Linked DNA regions of Homo sapiens: regions 1 and 3 are each linked to region 2. The links are chromatin loops, found by intact Hi-C in ENCODE. Cell type or tissue: PC-9. All regions are shown on one strand. Region 1 overlaps CHCHD6 (coiled-coil-helix-coiled-coil-helix domain containing 6). Region 2 overlaps CHCHD6 (coiled-coil-helix-coiled-coil-helix domain containing 6). Region 3 overlaps CHCHD6 (coiled-coil-helix-coiled-coil-helix domain containing 6).

Evidence for each region. Peaks named below come from ENCODE experiments on the same cell type or tissue, not always from the same donor. Only the 100,000 strongest peaks of a DNase experiment are listed, where the experiment ranks them.
Region 1: a loop joins it to region 2, with 3 times the contacts of the local background. A loop is called at or near these places in 5 of 110 quality-filtered maps.
Region 3: a loop joins it to region 2, with 5 times the contacts of the local background. A loop is called at or near these places in 3 of 110 quality-filtered maps.

The regions. Positions count from the first base shown.
Region 1 is chr3:126,858,060-126,860,559 of GRCh38, reverse strand. The region is part of intron 5 of CHCHD6 (coiled-coil-helix-coiled-coil-helix domain containing 6); the gene reads right to left. Among named protein-coding and RNA genes, the nearest start is that of PLXNA1, 120 kb to the left of the region's middle. In PC-9, no CTCF peak of the experiment used is centred here; a DNase peak (open chromatin) is centred at 1,479; H3K27ac peaks cover 1,534 bases.
Region 2 is chr3:126,959,068-126,961,567 of GRCh38, reverse strand. It overlaps CHCHD6 (coiled-coil-helix-coiled-coil-helix domain containing 6), which reads right to left. Exons shown (of 8, transcript NM_032343.3): 8 at 1,148-1,372. The coding sequence ends at 1,367. Among named protein-coding and RNA genes, the nearest start is that of PLXNA1, 23 kb to the left of the region's middle. RefSeq lists enhancers at 1-13, 1,111-1,658. In PC-9, a CTCF peak has its summit at 1,048; a DNase peak (open chromatin) is centred at 1,237; H3K27ac peaks cover 1,527 bases.
Region 3 is chr3:126,834,988-126,837,487 of GRCh38, reverse strand. The region is part of intron 4 of CHCHD6 (coiled-coil-helix-coiled-coil-helix domain containing 6); the gene reads right to left. Among named protein-coding and RNA genes, the nearest start is that of CHCHD6, 130 kb to the right of the region's middle. In PC-9, a CTCF peak has its summit at 1,320; a DNase peak (open chromatin) is centred at 2,067; H3K27ac peaks cover 1,250 bases.

The DNA.
Region 1 (2,500 bases), 100 kb after region 2:
TGCAGGTTTGTTACATATGTATACATGTGCCATGTTGGTGTGCTGCACCCATTAACTCATCATTTACGTTAGGTATATCTCCTAATGCTATCCCTCCCCCCTTTCCCCAACCCCACAACAGGCCCCGGTGTGTGATGTTCCCCTTCCTGTGTCCAAGTGTTCTCATTGTCAATTCCCACCTGTGAGTGAGAACATGCGGTGTTTGGAAAACTCTGATTCAAAAACTCTTCAAAAGTCCCTTGGGCTCAGATCCCTCACTCAGCAGGTTAAAGAGTGCTCCCCATGACGGTGGAAGGTGGGCCTCTTCCCCAAGGGAAGCTTTCCTGCTGTATTGTTTTCAGGTCATTGTTAGCAGTTCCCTCTGAATCCCCAGGCTCTAGCAGCTTCTCTCTATAGGCCTCTCACACTCACATCCTCAAGGTAGGGGACCCTGCTCTGAATCTCTGGTGCAGACTCTGGGCCTCTCTCACTCACAGAAGTACTGCTGGCCACATTGGAGTGACCGGCAGGCAGGTGGCGGCTCTTCCAACGAGACACACCCCTCACTGAGCACGTGTCTGGAGACCTCCTCCTTCTCCAGTGCTGGGGAACCTGAACCCTACATGGAACCCAGCATCAGTCTCCATGACAATGCAGGACATGCATCCTCAACACAGCTCACGGGGCCTTCACGCCAGCATGAGCGAGGCCTCACTTCGTCCTCAATGTCTCTGACAGGCAGCATTTGGCACTGCCAACCACATTCTTCCTGGACTCTTCTCCACTCACTGATGCGGGAGGCGGTGGGAGGCAGCACGTGGCAGTGGAAGAGCGGGCTCTGGAGTCTCGCAGACCTGACTTCATCTATCAGCCGTGTGCATGGCTTCTGACAGCTACTTCAGCCTGCTTCCCAGCTTCTGCATTTGTAGAACATGTGTAATATAATCTACCTTACAGGGTTGCTGCAAGGATTCACGATGACTTATGTAAGAGGGCCTGGCACATAGCATATGCTCACAAAATTATAGTGACTGTCATTCTGTAGGACACAGAACTCCCTGTCTGATACTTCTCAATCATCAGCTGGTCATCTCTGCCTCATACGTGCAAGCCTAGAATTAAATTTACAACCTTCTCCAAGTGTAGTGGCTCACCTAAATTTTCTCTTTCTCTTAATGGCACCATTATTCTTTCTCAGGCCAGCCTGTTTTCCCAGCTGTACCACCTGTGGCCTCCCTTCTCACATAGCACCTGGCTGGGGCCAAGCTCTCCAGCCAGAAGCCCCAGTTTCTCCACTACCAGCCCTGCATGCGGCCCACTGACATCCTGCTCTCTCCAAACACAGCTCCCACTGAGAAGCCTTCTGGGCAAAGGCTCCCTCCTCCTCTGGAACCCCGCTGCGTCACTGTTTCCTGATTGCATACACACACGTTCCCTTCTTTATTCCTGCAAACATTTACTGTGCACCTACTCTATGCCAGGCACTGCATCCTCAGCCCTTGGCGATGAATCACCTGATGAATCAGACCAGCAAGGACTGTGCTCACAGATGCAGAGCAGACAGCCACAGGCGCTAACAAGACAGAGTGTGGCAAGTGCTAGAATATGCACAGGGCTCAAACCTCAGCGGGGGACAGACAACGGAGCAGCAGGCGATTCTGCGGTGCCTATGGGGCACTCCAGTGAGGTGTAGCTCCACACCCAGCCCTCATTCTGTGCCCATGACCCTTGTCTCACAGCACCTGACACAGGGTTTTAGCAACTCTATTAGACTGAATGGACATGGAGCAACCTGGTCAGAAGAGGAGGTACTCAGAATTATAGAACTCAGAGGAGGCAAGAGCCCAGCGGGCCGGGTGCAAACAGATGTGGGCTAACAGTGGGCCTGCCGCATTCTGGCTGTGTCTCTCCATAAGGCGAGTAGCCTATCCCTACTGGTCTGTCCTCCAGTCACACGAGGAGGCGAGGCAAACACAGGTGGGCCTGGGAGGGCCTGGAAGAGGATGTTTAAGGCCTGTAAGGTCCCTGGGATTTGGAAAGCAGATCCTGAGCAGAGCGCTGCAGGCCAGCGAGGAGGGTGCCTGGCAGCGAGGGGCAGCAGAGGCCATGGGGCACCCCTGCTGGGCTGCCTTCCTCAGCTGCAGCCCACTTTTTATGAAGCCTCGTGTGCCGACTCTTTCCTGAGAGCACAGCCAGATGAACTCTCAGCAACTGAACACACCTGTAACTAACACCAAGGTCATGAAAGGAAGCCTTACCCACCCCTCCCCCCCGCCCCCGCCCCTGCCACCACATGACCCCTGCTAGTCACTGCTGCCCCCAAAGGGTAACTGTTATCCCAGTTGCTAACACCATAGATGTGCTGTGCTGCCTTCACCCCTTCTGTAGATGGAATCACAGTTTGTAGGTCCTCTTCCCTACCCGGCTGCTTTCCTCAGCAGTGTGTCTGGAGTTCCAACAGCAGCACCTGCAGCTGTGGACGGCTCACTTTCATGCCAGCAATGCTCTATCATGAATACCA
Region 2 (2,500 bases):
AAGGGCTCAGGCCAGGGTGCCCAGTGCACCCCACCCCTCCTCGCCGCATCACACCACATGGAGTCTCCTTGTGCATTTCCACAGGCTGACCCGGGACTCCTAGAAAGGGAGTCTCCCAAAGCTGTCTGTCTGGCTGCTAGTATACTACCCGCCCAGCCAGTAGGACACGCCCAAGCCCCAACCCACCCCTTGAGCTCTGAGTGTGAGAATCTGAGAAGGGAAGTTTGTGCTGCCAAGCCTGAGTCAAGGCTGCAGGCTTTCAGCTCCAGATGGCATGGGGACTCCCCAAGGGCTCTATCAGGAAACCCAAGGTCACCGGCAGAGCAGTTAGAGGATCCCAGGCTCCAACCCAAAATCCTCCTGCTGGCGTGGTACAGGCTGAGTGTGGTCAGGGCACCTTGGCTGGAGGACGTGGCTAAAGGACAAGGACTGGAAGTCCAGTGTTTGGACACCAACCAGGCAGAGCATGTCCCAAACCCACTTTGTCATCTGCCCTCCTCAATCCCTGCATTCCTTATTTTAGAACCCCCAACACCCAAGTCAGAGACTTCAAAGTCACCTGGCCTCTTCTGTCGCTCAGTCGGTTTCAGTCCTGCCAATCAGCCCCACTAACCCGCCCTGGGCTTGAGCTGTGCGGGGCCCTCCACACTGGTGATGTTCCCTGGCATCGAGTCCTGTCTCCCTGGCACCACCTGACAGCCGGAGCAACATCACTCAGAGACAGTGCCAACTCAGCCTGCTGCACTGCAGTCCTGCCGCCTCTGCAGCCGCGCCGCCTGCCTGCCTTGACCACCTTTGCTCTCCTCCACTGCCTGCTGCCCTCACACCTGGGATCCCCTCTGCTGGGTCTCCGGCCCGCCCTGCCCTCGTCTGGTCAGCTTCCGCCCCGGGCGCAGGCAGCACTCGCTGCAGGAAGCTGGCCTGCTCTCCCTCTGTGCCATCCCTAGAAAGGCCTGCTCCCTTTCCTTCTCCTCCCTGTTTCCGCGGCAGCCTGCTGCTGCTGCTGCTGCTGCTGCAATGTAATTAGGGGTTCTCAGGCCATCTCCCCTGCCAGGCCAGGGACTCCCCGAGGGGAGCAGCCCATCTTCCTCAGCTCCACTTCGCTGGTGTCCAGCAGAGGGCTGGACGCAGAGTAGGCAGCAGTGACTGTTTGCCAGTGAGTCAACGACTGAAAACAAAGGCATCTGCTTTATTTGTTTTCAGACAGTAGCGCATACTTTGTTTCCTAAACACGTGGCAGCCCCAGGCTCAGGGGCATATGCAGGGGCCCAGCAGGAAACGGCAGGGCACAGTGGCTGTGGTCCCATGATTGGTCCCTTCTTCAGGGCTCCAAGTCACTGCCAGGGCAGGGAATGATGTCTGCTCCTCAGCCCTACAAAGAGAACAGGTCAGAGTTGAGTCAGGGCCCACTCCGCCCATGCCCTCCAGCTCCGTGCAGATCGCCCTGTGACAGCAACCGCTTCCCAGGGAGCAGCTGTGAGTTGGTCTCCCTCCTCACCTGGAGACCCATCAGTGAGTCTCTTCACCTCTGTACCCCGGAGCCCAGCACAGTCCCCAGCAACAGGGGACGGGCCCTCACTCCACACGACAGTGACACCAGAACCCGCTCCCCTTTCCTTTACTCTCCCAGGGCTGGCTCAGAAGGCAGGTCCCCTGCCCCTGCCCCCTCAACCTGCTGCGGTGTTTCTGACAAGCACCCTGGATATAGAAGAGTCTAACCCAACTCTGCTCTGCCTCATCAAGGCCTCCCCTCTGTTCTCTGATTTTTCACAGCTCAGCAGGAGCCTGCTGGGATGCTGGGGTCCGCACAGTCAGGGTCCTGTGGTGGACAGCCTGAGGCCCCTGTCCTCATCTGAGATGCCCAGCACATCTGCACACAGGCAGGTGCCAGGCTCTGGGCCTAGGCATCACCTACCTGCCCTAGGAGCCCCAGGGCAGATGTTAGATCCTGGAGAGAGAAGCAGTGCTGCCCCACCCCAAGGCCCTTGACCATGTGGGCCTCTGTCCCCTGCTGTTTGGCCCCTTGCATAAGCAAATCCCTCTTAGGGACCCTTCACTCCCCGCTCTCTGGTTCTGCCAGCAGCCTTCTGAGGCGAAGGCTGGCGAAGGGTGGTGAGAGTTTCTCCAGCACTTGCCACATCTCACACACAGGGCACCACCCAAGTGCCTGGGTGCTGGGGCTCCGAGGGAGTCAGGTTGAATATGCCGTCTCCAAATGCACACACACTGCCAAGGCAGCACGTGGGGAGAGCAGGCAGGCCTCTGGCACTGCCATTGCTCAGTCTCTGGTTTCTTTGCTAGTCATGTCAGGGGTAGGGGCCGGGAAGGAGGGAGCCAGACCTGGCAGTGTCCCAGAGCCTCTCTCAGGGAATACACTGGGGTTTAATGTGATCTGTCTTCCTTGGTAATCACATTTTTGCCTTGGTGCGAGGAAGATATATTGGTGAGGTGTGTTTGTTAAAGAAATACTCTTAGGGGTGGTGGGTAGGGGCTGAAAACT
Region 3 (2,500 bases), 120 kb after region 2:
CTCCTGGGCACAAGCCATCCTCCCACTTCAGCCTCCCGAGTAGCTTGGACTACAAACACACCATGCTTGGCTAATTTTTTAAATTTTGGTGAGATGGGGTCTCACTATGTTGCCTAGGCTGGTGTTGAACTCCTGGGCTCAAGCAATCCTCCTGCCTTGTCATCTTAAAGTGCTAGAATTACAGGGTGAGCCACCACACCCAGGCTAAACCCACTTTAAAGGCAAGAAAAATGAGGCACAGAGTAATGAAGTCACCCAGAGCCACATAATCAATACATGGCAGAGGTAAAGTTTTAAAGTAATGGGCTTCATCTCCTGGTGTAATAAGATCTTACCTGGTATAATTTTCCAAGCAAGGCTATCTTAAGACATCATGATATCATCTCTGCAATGTCTAATAAAGTTCTAGGGCACAAGGATGATAAGGTCGGAAATGAAATGTAGAGCCACTCTGGCGCACAATTCCCTTTAGTGGAGGGCTGGGAGGAACCCCAGATTTGCACAGAGTAACAATTAACCACAAGGGAGCTTGGACCGGTGAAAGCCCAAAGCGATGTCCATTTCTCCTCAGGAAGAGCAGGCCAGTCCCCCGCACTTGCTCCTGGCGTCCAACAGTCCTTACCTGTCGACATCCTCAGCGCACTGTCTTCCTGGGCATGTGCCATGAATTTTGTTCCTCCAGAGCAGAGCCAGCCTGGCTCAGGCAGAACAGCTGAGCCCTGGTCTACACAGGCATACCTAGCTCAGCCAGCACCTCCGTATCCCTGCAGACGCCCTCTCTCCTCTCAGCATCTCCGCACAATCTCTGCTACAGCGCTTTGCCTCTCCCGGTCAGTGTCCCCACTGCTGTTTCACTCTTGTGTGCACTGTCTTCAGTACCAAAATTGTACTGAATGCTTGTGGAACCAGGACAGTTCTAAAAGCCTGGGATCCTGCGATGAATGAGACACACAGGAAGGGATGGACAGATGAACATAAATTAATGAGTGAATGTGGTGTCAGATGGTGATGAAGGGCTGTGAAGAACAGAGTGGCGGTCCAGAGAGGCAGGGGTGAGGACTCATTCATAGGGAATGACCAGAGAAGGTCCCTCTCAGGAGGTGACATTTGAGCTGAGAGCTGCATGACAGGATAGAAGGCCACGAAGATCTTAGGGAAGTTCATTCCCTGCTGAAAAAACCAATGCAAAGGCCTCTGAGTGGGAACAAACATGACATATTCGAGAGACATAACAAACACCATAACAAATACCTGGGAATGGAGTAGGGGAGTGGTGAGACGCAGCATGAAAAACAGGCTGGGGCCTAACGGCGCAGGGCCTTGCAGCCCTGGTGAGGTGGTGCACTGCCTTCTATGAGCACAGGGGCCACTGGAGAGCTCTGAGCAAGATAGCGATATGATCTATTTATTTATTTTTTAAATGCAGCTCATAAAAGCTGAACTGGAAGGCTGCTGCCCAAGAGGACAGACTGATTATCTCCCTTCCCACACCGTGCACTCACATGTACAGGCACACAAAATATTAACTGTGGTTGTGACAGCTGTAGCTACGGAAAGGTGGCAAGGAGAAACCTTTACAGAAGAAATAATATGCGATTTTCTAGCTGAACACCTTTTAAAAAGTAATGCTGGAGAACAGAATCCCTGCCTGTGAGGGAGGCAAGGGCTGTCTTTAGGTACAGGGTAACAGCATGCTGCTTGAAATAAGCAAGAGTCGGGTAAAGCAGAGCTTACTCATGCTTCTAAATCTGCAGGCTGAAAAGAGAGAGATGGGGAGGGAGAAAAGGAGCCAGTGATTCAGCTCTGCTGCCTGCTGCTTCTCACTGCAGCTCCAAACAGTAAGAGTTCAGAGAAGTTGCTCAAACATGACCAGCAACAGACCTATAGTTCCTTGCAGAGAACAGGAGTGATGAACTGCCCAGTCTCCAGGTGGGAAATTCATGAACTGAGCAGAGCCGGCCAGGTGTGTGTGGTCTTCCATGCCCAGAGAATCCCCACTCCTCCCAGCCCCACTCTGATGGCACTTCAGACCTCAGGGATTGTAAGCCCATGAGTCAGAAAGGTTCTCTGGAGAGCCGTGAGGTTAAGGGAGTCAGAGAAGTGGCCCCTACCTGACCAGAGAACAAGCTGCCTGGCCACTGTCACACCCTCAGCCCGTAACGACGTCAGGCAGGCAGGCAGGTGCCCCACACCTACTGGAGGGATCGGGGCTGTGTGGGGAGCACTGTCCTGCCTCTGCTGTTGGCACCTACACCTGGGCTAAGAGGACAACACTGGAGAATAGGGAACTGTTGGCCTGCAGCTAGGGTGGGGCTCACTGGGCCATCTCCATCAGTTAAGCTCTCAGGGGCCCCTCAGGGGCCCCAGAGGCTGGTCAGAAATCTGTTCCAACTGTTTGTGGATCCATCTAGGATCTCCCACCCGGGCTACTTCTCTGGAGAATGGATATTAGAAACTGGAAAAACACTTTTCCTTGACCTAGTCTCAACCAGCTACAAAT